Regions from separate parts of the Homo sapiens genome. Here regions 2, 3, 4 and 5 are each linked to region 1. The links are chromatin loops, found by intact Hi-C in ENCODE. Cell type or tissue: endothelial cell of umbilical vein. All regions are shown on one strand. Region 1 overlaps ODR4 (odr-4 GPCR localization factor homolog). Region 2 has its middle 22 kb from the start of PDC. Region 3 has its middle 16 kb from the start of PDC. Region 4 has its middle 75 kb from the start of PTGS2. Region 5 overlaps PLA2G4A (phospholipase A2 group IVA).

The links. Hi-C counts contacts between places; a loop is a spot of excess contacts. Peaks named below come from ENCODE experiments on the same cell type or tissue, not always from the same donor. Only the 100,000 strongest peaks of a DNase experiment are listed, where the experiment ranks them.
Region 2: it touches region 1 in a loop (8-fold over the local background); 10 of 110 quality-filtered maps call a loop at or near these places.
Region 3: a loop joins it to region 1, with 6 times the contacts of the local background. A loop is called at or near these places in 10 of 110 quality-filtered maps.
Region 4: it touches region 1 in a loop (11-fold over the local background); 9 of 110 quality-filtered maps call a loop at or near these places.
Region 5: it touches region 1 in a loop (6-fold over the local background); 55 of 110 quality-filtered maps call a loop at or near these places.

Annotation. Positions count from the first base shown.
Region 1 is chr1:186,403,023-186,407,022 of GRCh38, forward strand. It overlaps ODR4 (odr-4 GPCR localization factor homolog), which reads left to right. Exons shown (of 14, transcript NM_017847.6): 12 at 3,061-3,246. Among named protein-coding and RNA genes, the nearest start is that of ODR4, 29 kb to the left of the region's middle. In endothelial cell of umbilical vein, a CTCF peak has its summit at 1,640; a DNase peak (open chromatin) is centred at 1,709; H3K27ac peaks cover 2,281 bases.
Region 2 is chr1:186,481,157-186,485,156 of GRCh38, forward strand. No RefSeq gene overlaps it. Among named protein-coding and RNA genes, the nearest start is that of PDC, 22 kb to the left of the region's middle. In endothelial cell of umbilical vein, a CTCF peak has its summit at 1,709; a DNase peak (open chromatin) is centred at 1,715; H3K27ac peaks cover 333 bases.
Region 3 is chr1:186,474,908-186,478,907 of GRCh38, forward strand. No RefSeq gene overlaps it. Among named protein-coding and RNA genes, the nearest start is that of PDC, 16 kb to the left of the region's middle. In endothelial cell of umbilical vein, no CTCF peak of the experiment used is centred here; a DNase peak (open chromatin) is centred at 1,644; H3K27ac peaks cover 2,740 bases.
Region 4 is chr1:186,603,585-186,607,584 of GRCh38, forward strand. No RefSeq gene overlaps it. Among named protein-coding and RNA genes, the nearest start is that of PTGS2, 75 kb to the right of the region's middle. In endothelial cell of umbilical vein, a CTCF peak has its summit at 2,348 (motif pointing right); a DNase peak (open chromatin) is centred at 2,377.
Region 5 is chr1:186,975,625-186,979,624 of GRCh38, forward strand. PLA2G4A (phospholipase A2 group IVA) reads left to right here. Exons shown (of 18, transcript NM_024420.3): 16 at 1,969-2,164; 17 at 3,691-3,848. Among named protein-coding and RNA genes, the nearest start is that of LINC01036, 120 kb to the right of the region's middle. In endothelial cell of umbilical vein, no CTCF peak of the experiment used is centred here; a DNase peak (open chromatin) is centred at 1,837; H3K27ac peaks cover 3,628 bases.

The DNA of each region.
Region 1 (4,000 bases):
TGATGGAGGAGAACAACTTATGTTAATTGTCTTTAAAATGCCTTAACTTCAATTTTTGGGAAATTTAGCATATTTCAAACAGAAATAAGATGTAAATATATATTCAACACTTTAGTAACAGGATAATTATTCCAACAACATATTAGTTGATCTTAGGTATCAAGATAAAAGAATACATTGTAAGTGTGATAATATAAATAAATGTAAATTCTTTAAAAAAATTTTTTTAATTTTTAACTTTTGTGGATACATAGTAGGTATATATATATATTTATGAGGTATATGAGATGTTTTGTTACAATCATGTGATATAAAATAATCATCATGGAGAATGAGTTATCCATCCCCTGAAGCATAAATAAATGTAAATTCTGATGTTGAATTTATACACCAAATTGTTAGATTTTAGATTTTATCCTCATTTTACTTTGCTTATTTTCTTATATACTGGTAAGATCTTATAGATGCTGTAATATAGTAAAATGTAGAATGTATGCCATAAAATTAACCTGAATTAGAGTATTTTTGCATGCATGAGGAAGTCTGTTAAGGACATAATAACTTTATATATCTGATCTCTAAACTAAACCTAGGCTTTTAATTTTGGCTATCCAGATAAAAGAACTTAGTATTTCATTGTCAGTTTAAAAAAAAAAAAAAACTCCAATTAATCCTTGCACTTGTTGTGATCTTCCTCTTTGATTCCTCTTAAGATACAGCCTAAGCCTTCTTCACTGTTATAAGTCTTCATTTGATCCTGCTCAACTTATTCTCATAGATGACCTACTCATTGTGAAAATGGAGGTCATCAGTTATGAAACCTCTTACCTTTGCCCATCCCCACATCAGTATCCTCTGTACCACTCCACTGTCTTCCCAGAACATTTGTAATCCTGTTTGTCTGTGCCTATGATTCCACTCTCTGAATGGCACTTCTCCTATCCCTTTATGCAGATGTCCTCTTATCCTTTAAGCTTCAACTGTGCTATCACCTATTCTAAAAAAAAATTCTATGAAAAATACATAAATAACTTAAAAGTTTCAGTACTACTCTGATACCAGCTAGGACATTTAACCAATAGAAACCCAATTCTTATTATATTGGCTTAATTTTAAAATTTTTTTATTTGTTTTGACTTTATTCAGATAATGTTGAACTAGATACTATGACATGAGGATATTCCTAAAGGATTCTGCTTTGGAGTGCTTTTTGAGATGTGTCTTTTCCAAAAGATTTCTCCTCCCATTTAAACCTCAGACCAACAGAAAACGAGTCTTACTTAGATACTAAATTGCTAATTTAACTTCTTAATTTGAAAGTTGTAGTGCTTTTTCTTTTTAATGAGTAATTTAAATTTATTGGAACCAGTTATTTAACGTTTGATTTTTTTAGCTTGTTATTTTTCAGATAGACCAAGAATTGATGTAGTTTGAAATGGTTTTAAAATTTTGCATGCCAATTGCACATGCACATTAGAGTCATTTTTGAGTTTTTACTTAATCTGTTTCAAGTAACTGTGGCTCAAAATAAAATAATATAGTCCTAATTTCAATGTGTGGACAATTTTCGTGCTACAGTACAAATTGCAGTAATATTCTTCTACAGCTAGGAGGCAGTCTGGTCAAAGAGTAAAATTTCTCTCCCAGTTCTCATGTGCAAACAAGATAATACACAGAATCTGGAAGGAACACGTAGTTTAAGCCATTGCATTTCCTGTGACACTTAAGGCATTGTTCGTCATCTTCTGTTTGTAATTATGTAAAGTTACCACTAGTTTCTTGACAACGAAGTCTAGGTTACTATTAAAATAAGCCCTAGTTTTCCACTTGATCTTTACATTAGTAACTTTTTAATCATATCTGTTGCTGAAAGAGGTCATTCTTTTCACAAAATTTCTATCTTTCTGATAGTTCATAAGGATCGTAGCATTTAACTAAAAAGTAATTATATATTTACATGCAACAGTGACTATGTTAGAAATTAGGGGAAATAATATATTCCAGTTTGTAAGTATTCACAGAAGAATGAGATATTTGTTATTTATTTAGATTTATTTTTTTCTAAAAATGATTTAAGGCTTTTTACAAAGAAGCATAAGTAAACAAGTGAAAATAAATATTAGTAATAAAGAGTCAAAGGGAAGGTAAAAAAAGAAAGCAAAATGGAGTTGGTAGTGAGATAGGTACACAAAACTGTATGTATGACTAGATGTCCTAAACATGCTTGATATATAGGAAGGGGGCTACATCTAGTAAGATGAAATTCATGGGGAGATTAATACAAAAATGTATTCTATCAGATCCTGTGCACTAGATGTAAGGTGGCCAGTAATTTGGCTCCAAACTTGGATGAAGAAGAGAAAAACCAACTATAAAATGTACAGTGCCTATGAGGCTAAAACAGACAAGAAGGACAATAGTTTCTGACATCAAGGACAAAATTGTCTCTTGAGTGTTCTTCATAGGACAGTGGGTCGTATAAGAATGTGTAATCAACAGCTTTACATTGAAGGCAATGATAAGTTTATTTTATTTTTATTTTTATTTTGAGATGGAGTCTCGCTCTGTTGCCCAGGCTGGAGTGCAGTGGTGCGATCTTGGCTCACCGCAACCTCCACCTCCCGGTTCAAGAAATCCTCCTGCCTCAGCCTCCTGAGTAGCTGGGATTACAGGCACCTGCCACCACGCCTGACTAATTTTTGTATTTTTAGTAGAAACGGGGTTTCACCATGTTGGCCACGTTGGTCTCCAACTCCTGACCTCAAGTGATCTGCCCACCTCAGCCTCCCAAAGTGCTGGGATTACAGGCATGAGCCACCGCGCCTGGAGATAAGTTTATTTTTCATAGGAGTATCATTTAGGTTCCTTGCAAAGACCAGGGGTTTTGAGGTAAAGCAGAATTTGGTAAGAGCAATTTTGTGCCAGATCAACCAGAAAATGAAAAAATATTGACCTTTTAAGCTTTATTTCTATTAGTTTTTGTATGTACTTCTAAAATATGTATCACTGATACCAGTGACAAACCTATCTAAATATTGATAATATTTCTTTTCCTTTTAGATTCTGAAAAAGAGTTCCACGTCCTCCCTTATCGAGTCTTTGTTCCCCTTCCTGGATCCACTGTAATGTTGTGTGATTATAAATTTGACGATGAGTCAGCTGAAGAAATCAGGGACCATTTTATGGAGATGTTGGATCACACAATTCAAATAGAAGATTTGGAAATTGCAGAGGAAACAAACACAGGTCATTATATGATGCTATTTAAGAACCTGGTTAGATTACAGCTAAGATTTTACCTATGAGATGTCTAGTTTAAATATCATGTCTTTAGATTTTTTTTAAAGCTAGTTCTGTTTGACACTTCGAAATATTAACTGAGACATTTTAAAATACATGTTTAATTTCTACATGTCTAGACATACAGTGAGTATTTCCTGGGAAATTGTACCAAAATTTAAGATACTAAGGTATTTTTCAAGCTTAGCAAGTAGATCTTAATAAAACAAGTTCAGGATTAAGTAGGTAAAATTACAAAGCTTTAAGGTATTTCTTTCAATATAAAAGTTTTCTCAAAACTCATTATCTTACTTGGTAAAGCATCATGTCAGAACAGAAGGTTTTAAAACACTAATTTATTAAACATTTTCTCCATATTATTTGCCTTTTTTTTTTCATATACCTTTCATGTAATTGGGATACTAAGCCAAAATGGGCAGTTCCAGAAATTAGATGACTTTTATAGAGCATAGATTTGCTTTACTATCCAGGTTTTGTAACACATTTTTTTTTCCCTAGCCATCACTTTCACATTTGACTTTATACTTTGGAAGACTGTTTGGGTTTTTTGCTTTCTTTTTGTTTCTAGTGAGTTCAGTGTATGAAAACATGTCTATAAATAAATATGTAAGTTCCTTTTCTGATTTCTTAGTTATTCTTTGCATAGTTAATTCTCCCTTCAGGAATAGGGTGTTTGATTCAGAGTGTGCTTGAGATTATA
Region 2 (4,000 bases), 78 kb after region 1:
GCATTAGTATTTTAATACTATTTGATATTTCTATGTGCAGAATTTTTTATTTAAAAAAGTGAGAGTTTTTGTGGTAAAGTCATAAATGTTAAAGTCCTTTGAAAACAAACTTGGTCATTCTGATATTTGCTTTATTTAATCTATAAAGTCTGATAAAATGTTTCCTCTTTATTGGATATTTTTTATATTTTAGTTTCAGTTAAAGAGCCAGTCTTACATGCAGTTCTTCAGCAGCCCAAGTTTATCTTCAACTTCTTTCCACTTTCCCTGTCCATGTTTGGCTTCTCTTGCTAAATGATCTTTTCTTGCCCAGGCTGGGAACTCTTCTCAGCAGTGCTGTATCCTTTGGACCACACCTCTATCCTCCTGTCCATAAATTACTACCTGTAGCTTGACCTCAAGGTCTTATTTACTGCTTTCCTTTTGACATTAAGTATCCTGATTAATTAATCTGTGCTAAGGAACTTGTGATTTATAGTGTCTTATCTCTCCAGATAATGCTGTATTTTGATATTTCAAAATCAAACTACCAGAGACGACATACTGTAAGTAGGAAAAAATGTATTAATGGCAGGAATCCTAGGCTCTAGGGCAAGCGAGTTTGAAAGATCATTTGGAGCCACTGAGAGGTCTTTTGGTGGCTTTGGATCACATATTCTAGGCAATTTCCTACATCATCTAGGGTGGAATTTTGATGCTCTGTTTTTAGTTTTTAACTCCATAGTCAATGAAACTATCATAAAAATTTATGGTCAAAGGAGAATTTTAGCCATTCCCATTTCTTTTGTGAGCCAAAGAACTGTTTATCAAGGAGAGAAGGACCATACTAGAGATTCGCCTGGATTTTTGTTGTATGACACATTTTATCTTACCAAAACAGGCTGTATTCACATTAATAATTATTTTTATTTTTATTTTATTTATCTTCTTCTTCTTTTTTTTTTTTGATACGGAGTTTCACTCTTGTTGCCCAGGCTGGAGTGCAATGGCATGATCTCGGCTCACCTCAACCTTCACCTCTCGGGTTCAAGCAATTCTCCTGCCTCAGCCTCCCAAGTAGCTGGGATAACAGGCTTGCGCCACCATGCCCGGCTAATTTTGTGTTTTTAGTAGAGACGGGGTTTCTCCATGTTGGTCAGGCTGGTCTCAAACTCCCGACCTCAGGTGATCTGCCTGCCTCGGCCTCCCAGAGTGCTGGATTACAGGCATGAGCCACCGCGCCCAGCCACATTCATAATTATTAATAGAGGTCTTTAAATTTAGTCTTAAATGCCATGTTTCTAGAAGGATTTAAAAATGGTAGCACTTGTCAGGTTGTATGACCAAATAGGTAAATTATATATGCCACTGGAGAAATTTCAAGACCTTTTTGGTTATTTGTAAATATTATTATATGCCACCATTCTCTATTAGCATATTAAGTTCCAGAGGAAATAGAACATTTCTGATACTGCCTACTACTAAATTGTAAATGCATGTAAGACCTGTAAATACACAGTATTGTAGATACCTGTACTCATTGAATAGAAGTAAGCTAAGGACATGTGAAAATCACATTGATGTTTTGAGGTCACAGGTAAAAGTTGATTTGAAAATGGTCAGTGAACAGTTGGGGGAGTAGCTAGTCTCGGCTCCTCTGAGTTTTCGGGCTTGGTGGTCTTTGCTAGGATCCCACTCTACTTGCAGTTCACAACGTCTGTCACGTGAGGGCAGCATAATCACATACAGGCCAGCTGTCTGGTTTGACCTTAAGTCAGAAGAACTGATTCCAAAGGAAATCACATAGTAACATGTAAATGCAGTCATTTTTTTCCTTTTATACACATTGCTCAACTGATTAAAATACAATATGAAATATTAGGGAGAAAAATACTTTTAAACATTTTCTGTGATTGAATATCCTTATCAAAAGGATATGTGTGATTTGCATTAGAAAAATAATTTGCAATTATGACTTTTAAAAATTGTGTTTTAAAAGGAACACAGACACAAACACACCCAGAGAGTGAGAGACTCTCTTTCCTGTTTTTTGTGGATGGAACAATACATAGCATTTGAACACTGTTGTTAGGCTTTTTATGCTTCACTCACCATGATATTTTGGGCAAGTTAACATTTCTATGCCTTAGTTTCCTCAACTACATGGGAGTAATCATAGTTTGCATTCATAGGATTGTTAAGGATTAAATGAGATAATGCAGGTAGACCAATTTAAATATACTCTACACATAAGTGCACTATAAATAGTTTGTATTATATTGTCATACACTGCATAATGATGGTTCAGTCAACAACGGATTGCAAATATAACAATAGTCCCCTAAGATTGTAATGGAGGTGAAAACTCCTATCACACAGTAGCATTGTAGCCACCATAACATCTTAGTGTAACACATTACCTTTTCTATATTTAGATATGTTTAGATACACACCTACTTTCTATTGTGTTACAGTTGCCTACAGTATTCAGTAGGGTAATATGCTGTACAGGTTTGTTGCCTAGAGGCAGTAGGCTATACCATATAGCATAGGTGTGTAGTAGGCTAGTACCCGCACAGTATGTACATCTAGGTTTGTGGTAAATCCACCGTTTGATGTTGGCACAGTGACAAAATTGCCTAATGACACATTTCCCAGAACATATCTTCATTGTTAAGGGACACATGAATATTCAAATACTGAATTTTTAAAGTATAGATTTTGAAAAACACCTTCTTCCATGTGGAACTAGGAAACTATCAGAGACCAATGCACAAGACAGAATTGAGTAAGATTCTTAGACTGTATTTTCTGGTATTTTGTCACAAATATTCTGGAAAAAAACATGTTTGAAGGAGCTACTGAAGAGATGAGGAGGGGGAAGTACAAATAGAAAGCTTAAGATTTAGTGCAAATTACAGTAGAGATTTCACATATGCTTTTTGTTTGTTTGTTTGTTTGTTTTTTTGAGACGGAGTCTCACTCTGTCACTGAGGCTGGAGTGCAGTGGCACCGTGTCGGCTCACTGCAACTCCCATCTCCTGGGTTCAAGCAATTCTCCTGCCTCAGCCTCCCAAGTAGCTGGGATTACAGGCGCCCACCACCATGCCCAACTAGTTTTTATATTTTTAGTAGAGATAGTGTTTCACCATGTTGGCCAGGCTGGTCTTGAACTCCTGACCTCAGGTGATCCACCCACCTCGGCCTCCCAAAATGCTGGGATTACAGGTGTGAGCTGCTGCACCTGGCCTCACATGTGCTTTTATGAAAGAATTTTTTCTTCTTAAAGACTTGAACCTTTACTTTTTAGTTGGTAATGGGTTGATGATTCTTTCCTACTTAGGAATTTAATTATTATTCAGGAAAGCAATATCATGGTAAATAAGACCCTGAAGAGATATTTTTAAAAGGAGAAAATTCAGGTTTAGGAAAATCATCTGTTTTCAGTTTGTTCAGGTTTTTACTTGTTAGGACAGAGTGATGACTTCAGGTTTTTCACATGCCAGACCTGCAACTGGAAGTTGGACTCAGCCTTGTTCAGCTTTTAATTCATATGCAGTAAAGCAGTTAGAAAGAACCTAGAGTGCTTAAAAGAGCTTAAACTTTCTGGAGCTAGAAGACCTGCACCCAGGAAGGTGAAACTATCAAGTGCCAAAGTGAACGGGATACAGTTTAGAGGAGGAAGAAGGAAAGGCAAGGTAGAATGATTAGGAGGTATAATTCAAAGTAGGATTTAAATATGCCCTTCAATATTGATTAGGATTTGGAGAGAAGTTGGAGGAAGAAGAATACTTAGGTGAGACAGGCTGGAGTTCATGGCTAAGAATTCCATGTTGATGCTGGAGCTAAGAGAATGAGTGGAATCTATGGGAGAGTTTTAAAAAGTGCAAAAGATCAAACAAGATTGCTGAAGGACTTCTAAGAACAGGGTTGCCTGCTATATAATTTTACAATGATGCCTACTATATAATTTTAAGTCATTTTCATTCCTACAATGTAAGTTTCCTCTGTTGCCCCCAAA
Region 3 (4,000 bases), 72 kb after region 1:
CAGGACCTCAAATAACTTCATTCCATTCAATGTCATTTCGTAACAATATTGATGAGATAAAAAAGTAATAATCCCCAGCCAGGGTCACTGTCTGTGTGGAGCTTGCATGTTCTCCATCTGCGTGGGTTTTCTCCAATTACTCCTGTTTCCTTCCACATCACAAAGATGTGCAAGTTAAGTGAATTAACCTGTCTACAAGGTCCCAGTCTGAGTGTGTGTGTGTGTAAGTGTGCCCTGCCATGGGATAGTGTCCTGTCCAGGGATGGTTCCCGCCTTGTGCCCTGAACTGCTGGGAGAGGCTCCAGCCAGCAGCCACCCTGAACAGGAATAATTAGGTAAATAATTATCTTGTTTTTATTAATCTTCTTAAATGCATATATACCTCACACTTATTTAAATATTTAATATGGGAAGTATTTTGGTCTTTTTTTAGAGGTTGGTGATGTTTTTGTGACCAGAAATATGCCATATAACTCATGTTTATATCAATTAGCCTATGGTAAAATCAGTTTTGTTATACATTGTTTTGTTTTGCTTTAAGTCCCAGTTTCCGAAAACCTATCAATGATGTTAAGTGAGGACTTAGTGTAAATTGACACACACAGATTTTGATGGTTGGTTAAGTTTGTATTTCTTCAGCTGGTTAAAAAAAATTAGTGGGGAACTCCTATTTATACACTTAGAGTTCAACATATCCTATTTTTTTCTCTTCCACATACACTCTTCTGAACAGGTTTGTCATTTTGCAACTTTTCAATTTAAATGTTAAATATTTCATCCAAATAAAATATTTTAGGACAGAATATGTAAAAATACCTTGTAGAGTGATTTGCTGAGGATCTTAATTCTCTTTTAGAATAGCTTTAGACTTTAATTATGCTAGGACTGGCCAAAAAATCAGAAATACAAAGCTAAAAAAGATGAAAGAGTAGTGACACAAAAACCTAACAGTTCAAAGCATGTAAGGAGAAAAGCATTTTTTAATGGGTATCTCTGGAGTTTCAAGATAATCACTGAGAAACAGCATTTGAGGTGTCTGACTAAATAATAAAAATAACTTTATGAATAGTTGAAATTTAGGTTTAAATAAAAACTTTGACTCAACTTCAAAAATACTAAATTTGGCAAGAGATGCCTATAATTACTATCATCAGGTGCTGGAGCCCCCAAACCACAATCATGTTAAATTAAACCTCTGAATTCTGTGTTCATATTTCTGCTTCTTTATGTGGTGGAGGAAAGGGATGTCACAGCTAGTTATGGTAAAGCCTAAGTACTTGCTTTCATTGTACACATTTTTATTTCATTGCACAGATCCAACATAAATATTTAAAACTTAAATTATCCTATAGAGGATGAAATTATCAAGTGAACAATTATTTACAGGGACTTTTTTTTTTAAAGTAAGGACCCGACTATATAGGAGACAGTGGTGTCAAATTAGACAAAGAGAATTCCCCAGGAAATGACAGTGCAAATATGTAGATGTAAAGACTGGACGATGTGGCTGACTTGGGAAAAGCTGAAGTTTTAAAATATTTATTGTGTTACCCGTATGACCTTTATTAAAAAACAAGATAATAACATACGCAGAACACATCACCATACAGTCATATGGTATGAAGTTAGTCTACCCCCCAATGATGTCATTGTTGGTTTTCAGACAATTCTAGGAAAAGACTGTGGATTGATAAATGTACACTGTGCCTTCTGGTTTTATGGTAGTGAAATTCAGACTACATAAATTGTAATTTGTCTATGTCTGCTGTTTTAGTTAAATTAAAAGAAGTTGGATTGCCTAGACAATGAGTGTTTTGCTTGAATGAAATTTTTTAAAAGAAGCTAGTATTTATAATGTAATGAATCACAAAAAATGTCCCTTTGTAAAAGAAAATTCCAAAACAACAGTAGATTACAGACTGAGCAAAAACAGCCTGAGTGGTAAAGAGGTCAGACTCCAGAGTCAGACAGATGTGTACTTGAATCCTGGCTATGCTACTCACAGCAGTACAATTTGGAGCAAATTACCTAACCTCCACACCCTGGTTTCCTCATTTGAGAAATAATAATAATAACAACAATAACAGCGCCAACCTAATAGGTGATTTGTGAGAAGTAAATGTGTTGAAACATATGAACAGCATTGCCCAGTGTCTAGCACATTGCTCAAGGAATGATTATTGCTATTGGATCAATTTCATGGTCCAGGTGTCACATAGTCCAGTGCTCTATTTCCAGCAGAGAAGGAGAGGAATGTATTGTGGGATATGATGTTTTTTCCTGCCATCGGCCTTAAAAGCTAAGAAGTCTTGATCTAAAAGGCCATCATTCATAACTTCGTCCAAACAGTTATTAATCCATTCATTTTTTCTATCTATATCAGATATGCTGAAATGTTTTATAAATTTATTAAATTTATGTGTAAATTTAAAACAACACTTCCTTTTGTCTGACACTCAGGCCACTATGCATTGAAAGCACATCTCCTTGCCCTGGGATTTTGTGATATAGGAAATAAGTCTGGGTATAATTTCTATACTATTCACAACTGAGAAAATAATATGAACATGTTACTTTTAATGTCAAAAACTGCAATTACTTTTGCACCAACCTAATATTTCAGCTCCTACTGTGTTTCAGGTACTGTGCTAGGCCTTTTACATGCTGCATTTCACTTATTCTCCAAAATAGTCTTATGAGGTAGGAAATAGTATTCTTTAAACAGAGTTTACATTTATGAATTCTAGCCATAATACCTTTAGGCACCAATGCTCTAGAGTAAAGCTTCTCTATGTTTTCAGTCAGTGTTCATATATAGCCTTTTAATCCACTATAGTTTTTTTGTATTTGACTACCCAGAGATAGACGTTTAAGGCTACGTAATGAATTGGTTGAGGGCAGAAGGTATTAATTATGAAAGACCTTGATTCCTGTCCTGACACCAGACTAGTGTTGGCCTTGGGTAAGTTGCTTAACTTCGTAGGGCATTTGCTACTTTACATGTAAAATTTAGCTACTTCATAGATTTATTTTGGGGATTAAATGACTCAATTAACATAGTGTAAAAGGTGGGAGATAGAGTCTGATATTTAATAAGCACTCATTTAAGGGTAGTCGTTATTTTTAGTGAACATGCAATGAGCTACTTATGGATAAAACACACATACACACACACACACACCCAAAAATCATAGGGGATACCAAGCTAAAAATGACATGCTTACAGTGTTTGGACTTACAATTTAGTAAGAAAACAATATGCATGTGTGAGAAGGGTCCTCTTTTAGGGATATAAACAGGGCTTTGTAAGAGTGTAGGAAGCAGTGATGAATTTTTAGTTTGGGGTGCAGCTTGAATGAAAAGAGGTGGAGAAAATAGTACCTGAACTGGATTTTTAAAAATAAATGCATGCTAGTATTTAGAGAAGGGAGTGAGGATTTTCTAGATGCAGGGAATGATATAACTAAAAGCCCAGAACTATGAAGTACAGTATTCAGGGAAGGGTGACTATTATAGTGTGTGGTGGAACTAGGGAATAGAATTTGTGGAGACATCAATTTAGAAATAAGACTAAAAGATATACCCTAGTTTGTTAACTACCTTGCTAAAGAGTTTTAATCTTACTGCCTTATTGTTTAGAAGATTTCTATGTCAGGAATGTGGAAAGTACATTTGGAAAGGTGAAAGAGTCAGTGAAAACAGTTAAGACATTGTACAGATAGTTTAGTTGAAATATGATGAATCCCTGGACAAGGGTAGTGGCAAAAGCAATGGAACAGAGGAATGAATGAATACAAAAGACACTTCAGAGATAGAAGCCAAAGGGATGAATTAATTAATGACAGTGGTGGGAGAGGGGTGAGGAAGGAGTCAAAGATGATGATATTAGTCACTGAGCATCACTGAGTGATACTATTCACTGAGATCAAACCCTCATGAGGGAGGTTCGGGAACAAAGAGGATTCTGAACATAATGATATGAAGTACATTTGGGTAGCCC
Region 4 (4,000 bases), 200 kb after region 1:
GATTTCTGGTTTTATCTCATTGTGGCCAGAAAAGATACTTGATATAATTTTGACTTTTTTGAATTTACTGAGACTTGTTTTGTGGTCTAACATATGATCTATCCTGAATAATGTTCCACATGCAGTTGAGAAGAATGCATATTCTGTATCAGAAGGAGAAAATGTTCTTAAAATATTACTTAGGTCCATTAGGTGTAGAGTGTAGTTTAACTCAAATTTCTTTTTTTTAAATTTTATTTTATTATTATTACACTTTAAGTTTTAGGGTACATGTGCATTGATTTTCTGTTTGGATAATCTGTTCATCATTGAAAGTGGGTTGTTAAAGTCCCCTACTATTATTGTATTATAGTCTATTTCTCTCCTTAGATCTATTAATAATTACTTTACATATTTGGGTGGTCTGATATTGGTTGCATATATATTTACTACTGTTTATGTAATGAACTTCTTTGTCTTTTTTTACAGGTTTTGCCTTAAAACCTATTTTATCTAAGTATAGGTAGCTCTGCTTTTTTCTTTTTTGGCTTCCATTTTTGCACAGAAAATCTTTTTTCATCCCTTTACTTCCAGTCTATGTGTGTGTGTATATATGAGGTGAGCTTCTCATAGAAAGTATATAGTTGGGTATTGTTTCCTAATCCACTTAACCAGTCTATGTCTTTTAATTGGAGAATTTATTGCATTTATATTCAATGTTATTATTGATAATAAGGACTTACTACTGCCATTTTGTTACTTGTTTTCTCTTTGTTTTGTAACTTTTCCCTTCTTCCACTCTCACTGTTTTCCTTTGTGGTTAAGTGATTTTCTCTGGTAGTATGTTTTAATTGCTTATTTTTATTTTTAGGATATTTATTATAAATTGTTGCTTTATGGTTACCACGAGGCCTATAAAATCATCTTATAGTTATAACAAGTTTTTTATCAGCAGATAACTACTTCACTTTGATCATAAAGTAAAGAAAAGAAGCAAACACAAAGAAAAACTTAAAAACTTTGCACTTTAACTCCACCTCCCCATATTTTGGCTTTTTATTCTCTCGGTTTACATCTTTTCATAACTGCATCTTTCTTAACAAAATTTTGTTGTTATTATTGTTTTGATAGCTTTGTCTGTTAGTCTTCATACTAAAGATATGAGTGATTAACACACCACAATTACAGTATTAGAATATTCTGAATTTGTCTCTATACTAACTTTTACCAGTGAATTTTATATCTTCTGATGTTTTCCTGTTGCATGTTAGCTTCCTTTCAGACTGAAGAACTCCCTTCAGTATTTCTTGTAAGACTGGTCTGGTGGTAAGTCATATCCTCAACTATTATTTATCTCAGAAAGTCTTTATCTATTTTTCATGTTTGAAGGCTAGCTTGCTAGATACAGTATTATCATTTGGCAGTTTTCTTCATTAAGCACTTTGAATATATTATCTCACTCCTTCCTGGGTATGATTTCTGCTGAGAAGTCTGTTGCCCAATGAACTTGAGCTTTTTCATATGATGTTGCTTCTTTTTTATTGCTGATTTTAGAATTCTCTCTTTGACCTTGACCTTTGAGTGTTTGTTTATTATATGCCTTGGTGTAGTCTTATTTGGGTTGAATCTATTTTATAATCCTTTATAATCCTTGACAATCCTTGACTTTTCTGTACTTGCATATTTATATTTTTCTCTAGGTTTGGAAAGTGTTACTGTATTATCTCTTTGAATAAGCTTTCTACCTTTTGCCTCCTTCTCAATTCCCTCTTAAATGCCAATGACCCTTAGGTTTGCTCTTTTGAAGCTGTTTTCTAGACCTCGTAGGCATATTTCATTTTTTAAAAATTATTTTTTCTTTTTTCTTCCCTGTGTGTTTTTAAATACCCTATCTTCAAGCTCACTGAACCTTTCTTCCACTTGATAAATTCTGCTGCTGAGACCTTCCAATGAATTTTTCAGTTCAGCCAAAGTATTTCTGAGTTCTAGGATTTCTGTTCTTATTAAAAATTATTCTAATCTCTTTGTTAAATTTCTATGATAAATTTCTGAATTGTTTTTCTCTGTTATCTTGGAGTTCACGGAGTTTCCTCAAAATTACCATATTGAATTCCTGATTTGAGAGCCCACACCATTGCTCCATTGCCTATCACCGGATCTTTGCTTTGTCCATTTGGGGAGGTCATGGTTTCCTGTTTGCTGTTGTTTCTTACGGATTTACATTTCTGTCTTTGCACTAAAGGTTTAGCTATTGATTCCAGTCTTCACTGTCTGGATTGCTTTGGTCTTTCTAGGCTATGCATGTTTAGAGGTTCTGTGTGGTTTGCATGTTGAGTTCCCTTAGCCCCGGACTGCTGCCTCCTTTTTGGCACTAGATGGTGCCCTAAGTCCAAGTTTGCCACAGCTCTCAAAAAAGTTTGGAGAACTGCCTGTGTCAGATGGGGGGCTGTGTGGCAGGAGGAGTCCCAAAGGAGATTCCTTGGTTGTGTGTGGAGGCTGGGTAGAGTTTTGTGTCCTGAGGACCCATGAAGAATGCCTCCTAGAGCCCGGTGCTGCTGAACTGCTCTTCTGGTTTGGTGTCTCTTTTTGCTGAGCTGAAGAGCAGCCCTACATTTTGCACCCTGGGATTGCTATCCCTTCTCCACTCTCTCTCTCTCTCTCTCTTTTTTTTTTTTTTTCAGTCTAGCCGCCTTTAGGATATTTCTCTCTACAGGCACTTGTGATGCTTCTTGAGTTGAGGCAGAAATGGCAGTCCTGCTAAGAAACCCAAGATGGTGGGGAAGCCTGCTGTCTTGCCTGCCTTGATCTCACTTTTTCCATTGGTGAAACCCTAAGTCTAGGGGGACTTTTCCATGTAGTGCCTGGCAACTTAGGTAGGGGAGGCATATCAAAGAAACTGAAGTTCATTTCTCTTACTTTCTGCTTGTAGTTTTTCACTTTTCTGTGGTCTCAAAAATCATCAAAAGGCCCAGTTCTTGGTTACTGGTGATGATAATCTAGGTACTGGATAGTTGTTTTTGGTTTTCTGTGGGGAACACTGAAGCTAGATTATTTCTATTCTCCCATTTTGACGACATCACTCTTGAGAATACAACTGTCATTTATTAAGCCAGACATTAATGAGATTTACAAAATGCATCACAATGCCTCTCCTCTCACTAAGCTTACTTTCTTTCTTTCTTTTTCTTTCTCTCTCTTTTTCTCTCCTTCCTTCCTTCCTTCCTCCCTCCCTCTCTCTTTCCCTCTTTCTTTTCTTTTTCTCTTTCCTTACTATGGTCTAGCCTAGCACTTCTGGCCTCAAGCAATCCTCCCACCTTGACCTCCCAAAGTGCTGGGATTATAGGCATGAACCACCACATCCAGCCTTACTAAACATTTTTTGTTTAGGTAAATGCTTTTAATAAAATATAGTATTTTAAAAATATGTTATTTATACAAACATGCAATAAATGTATTATTTTTATTTTAAATGAATTAGAAAATATATTTTAAATATTTCATTTTAATTTCTAGTATAGTAAATATATATACACAAGTTTGTGTGAGTGCATCCCACATAAGCAAAAGCATTTTAAAATGTATTCAATAATTTTTAAGAGTGTAAAAAAGCCCTTAGACCAAATTTTGAGAACTACTGATATACTTCATAAATTTTACATGCATTGTTTCAATTTAACCTCAAAAAACAGATTTGTGAAATAAACAGGTCTAATCTTATATCTCATTCTGAGTTGTTTAATGCTTTATCCTCAGTGCTTGAACAGCGCCTGTATATTCTAACTGCTCAATAATATTTGTCGAAAGAACAAATATAAGGAAACCAAGATAAAAACAAAAGTTATTGAGATGTGTTTCACAACATGAATACCCTTAACACTATTGAAATGTACACTTTAAAATGGTTAAGATACAAAATTATATGTCTATTTTTTAACCACAAATTAAAAAAAAAAAAGAAAAGAAAGATATTGGGTAAGGTTAGAGTTGAGAAGACTTTTCACCTTGTGTGATATGTGGAGAT
Region 5 (4,000 bases), 570 kb after region 1:
ATGAAATAGAGATGAGATGGGATTGGGAGCCTGCTATGTCAGGGATAGTGAATAATCTAGTCTGTGTTTGTTCGTTCCTCATTATCTCTGCGTTGCCTGTAGGGGAGTATCACTGTACACTGCAGCCACCAAAAATAATTTGTTTCTTGTTGAGCTGTGGTGTCTAATTAGTTTGTCTCAGGTCATCCAGCTAGCAAGTTTTAGGGTGTCTGTCTTAGAGCTGGGCCTTTCACGCTGCACAACCCAGGCCCACAATCGTGCAGCACCTTCCTGCCTTTATCATACTTTTCTATAATATCTATTTATCTTTTCTGTTGATTTATAAACTCCAAATCTTCAAGGACAGCCTATCTCTTATGCTTAGAACATAACTCACTGATAATTGTTGGCTGAATTAACAAATACTCTGAGGAAATTGTCCAGGTGTACTGCAAAGTCTCACCTTGTATTTTTTCCTGGCATTTATCACAGTTTTAAGCACAAAGGGTTATTTGATTGCTATCTCTCGCCCAACAGGCTATAAATCCCATAACAACAAAAACCATGAATGTTTTACTCACTGTTATGTCCCCACTTCTAACATGGAACCTAGTCGACCACTATTGATTGCTGTGGAATGGATCAACGAGATGACAAGAGTAGTTAAAAAGAACTTAAGATTCTAGTGACAGTATCCCCAAAACTTCCCCTTTCCAGGAATTTTCCTCTCTAATGTTCTTATCTCTCTTCCCTTTCTTTATCCTCTTTTGTTTTCCTTACTTTTTTCCTTCCATCTCTTTTCTTCTCTTTACTGGCATTTATTTATTAAACATTTGCATAGCACTTAATATGTAGTAAGCACTGTTTTAAGCACTGTAAAGTATTAATTTATTTAATTCTAATAGCAACCCTATGAGATAGGTATTATTTATATCATCCACATTTTAAATCTGAGATGGAAACATTGACTTAAGAAACATGTCCAAGGCCATGGAGCTTGCATTTGGACTCAGGCATCTGGTCCCAGAATCTGTGCTTCTCCCACTATGATATTCTGCTTCTTATTTATTCTGCTCTCCCTGAAGATGCACATAATGGAAATGAGGTCTCTTCACTGCATCTCTCCATATTGATTTATGTTCTCCAGTTTAAATTTAATTTTGGGGGTGCTTACCCCAGTGAGTTAGCCTGCTTTGGTGCAGAGACAAACCAACCTCGAATCTCCGTAGCTGACTGCGAACACGTATTTCTTGGCCACTTACATGCCAGCAGTCATAAATCACCCGTGGAGGCTCTGTTCTATTTCTCTTCTCATTCTGGCGGGAATGTATAACCAGCTTACCAGGAAGGGAGCTAATACATGGAAACCATCATACAATTTGCCACGACCATTAACTAAGCCCTTGGTACATCTGTACAGTCCTCTCTTGGCCGTTACATGTAATAGCAATGCTCTGAGGCCAAAGGTTCAACTTCTGTTCACAAAAAGAAGACAAAAAGCTGATTCAGAGTAACTCAAATATTTTTGTATACATAAAATGAATGAAGTTTTGGCTGGTACTTTTTAACACTTTGGTGGAGATGATACAGGTAAAAATCCAGTAACAGGATTCTTCTCTGCATCATCAGATTCCTTTTTTACTCCTAAGGGTTAAAAAAACTTTCACATGGTTATAAATTCTCTGAACCCATAATTTTTTTTCTCTAGCAGCTTCTTCAACATAATTTTGCTCAGTTCAGTTTATCAATAATTTTTCAAATGCCTGCTGTGGAGCTAGCCTTGTGCCAAGAATTAACATAACAATAGTGAGTTTGTTTTCAATTTCTTTGAAATTAATGAACTTCCTGAGAACAGGGTCGTGATTCATCCTAGCAAGGAGTACATTGCTGGCACACAGTAGACACCTAGTGAACACTGAATTATGGTCAGACCAACTGAATCAATGAAAACTGAAAATTTCCAAATTCATCTTTCCATCTTTCCCATAGGAACTTCTACTTGCAGAAAAGTGGGCTAAAATGAACAAGCTCCCCTTTCCAAAGATTGATCCTTATGTGTTTGATCGGGAAGGGCTGAAGGAGTGCTATGTCTTTAAACCCAAGAATCCTGATATGGAGAAAGATTGCCCAACCATCATCCACTTTGTTCTGGCCAACATCAACTTCAGAAAGTACAGGGCTCCAGGTAAGTAGGGAGTAAGCTGTATTCCATAAAATAGAAATTAAGTAGGGGACGAAACTGACATTAAACTGTTTCACTCTGTCACTGCTGTACCAGCTATTACACTATTGAATGCTTCCCTTACCTTGATAAATAGATACTATTCTGAGACCTCAAGTACTTCTCCTCTTTCTTACCCCAAGATCCCCTGACTTGCTCACAGTTCAGAAACTGCAAAGTCAACAACCAGTTTAGCAAAAATCTCTGGGACTTTACTTCAATACTTTGAATTATGTTTGTTCTGATTGATTTTTAATCAAATATTTTGACTATCACCCTTGTAAGAAAGCCCTTATTTCAGAAAAATCATGCAAATTTCTGGGAATTTTACGTGACTACAAGATTAACGTAATCTAGCAGTACACAATGGCTAGCAGTTTCAGTTTGCCATGTTGTATTTCACAGAAAACAAGAATCAAGTTTGAGGCATAGTCTTTTTTGTTTTGTTTTATTTTTTTAACCATATCCAGAGGGGTCTCTCGACTCTTGTGTATCCTGGAAAATGTTGATTAACCAAAGGAGATCTAAAGATTTACATGCAGGGTGCTTAAGGCTCCAAAAACCATATTTTAGGACCAGAAAATGTGTTTTCCATTTTATAAATGGAAAGACACAAAAAATAGGGAGGATGAGTAATGGGAATATGCTGAGAAAAATGGTGTTTTTCTAGATTTCTCAGGAAGACAAAGAAAGAATTGATAGGAGTGAAGATTATTGTGAAGCATATAGTTCAGCATAGGAGAAGGTGGAAATCTGACATTTTTAGTTATCAGACACTAGAGCACATGAAACCCAGTGAATTTTCTATCACTGTGAATTCTCAAGGAGAGGCTCACTGAGCAGTTGGCATGTGTAGGGGATTTCCATGGCATAAAGACAGCCACATAATGTTTTAGTTTGGGTTCTCCCAGAAACTAATTCTGAGAAAAGGACTCAAGTGCAAATAGTTTATTTAGATGAGCTGGGGAACACTCTAGTTTATTAGTAAGGAAATGGGGAAGTGGTAAAGGGAAGGAAGGCAGACAACAAAGTTGCATTAGCAAGCCGGCTACCACAATGGGAACTTGATCCGCTGGGAAAGACTACAAAATGGAATAGACCTGTGTCCCACAATCATGCTTCCCACACGCACACCAAAAGGCAGGGGAATGGAGTATTTAGATTCTAACTCCCTAGAGTCTTTGGTTGACCACTGCCTGGGGAACAGTGTTATTTAACAGAATTTCCAGCCTGCTGTGAGTGGGTCAAGCAGGCTTCTACAGTTGCAGGGCAGGATAGAAAGCCCTCCGGCACACAGATGTCAGATATTGGCAGTTGGATGTCATCTGGCCAGAACACACAGACACGATAAAAGTCAGAGATGCTACAGAGTACCTGGCTCTGTGGGGACTCCCACTGCTGTCTTTATGTCTGTATGTTTTATTCCTTGGGTTTTAGAGATATTTTGTAGTTTTCAAAATAACACCCTTTGTGACTCTTCTGGTATTTAGGTGTTCCAAGGGAAACTGAGGAAGAGAAAGAAATCGCTGACTTTGATATTTTTGATGACCCAGAATCACCATTTTCAACCTTCAATTTTCAATATCCAAATCAAGCATTCAAAAGACTACATGATCTTATGCACTTCAATACTCTGAACAACATTGATGTAAGTATCTCCTATGGCCATTGACTATGTCAAATGACTTCCATACCGTATAAATACACCAATACCTCTTTTCAATTAAAAATAAAAAAATAAGTGTTATGAATGACACCACCCAAAATATGCCACTTTACTTTTCATGAAATATTTTGCTA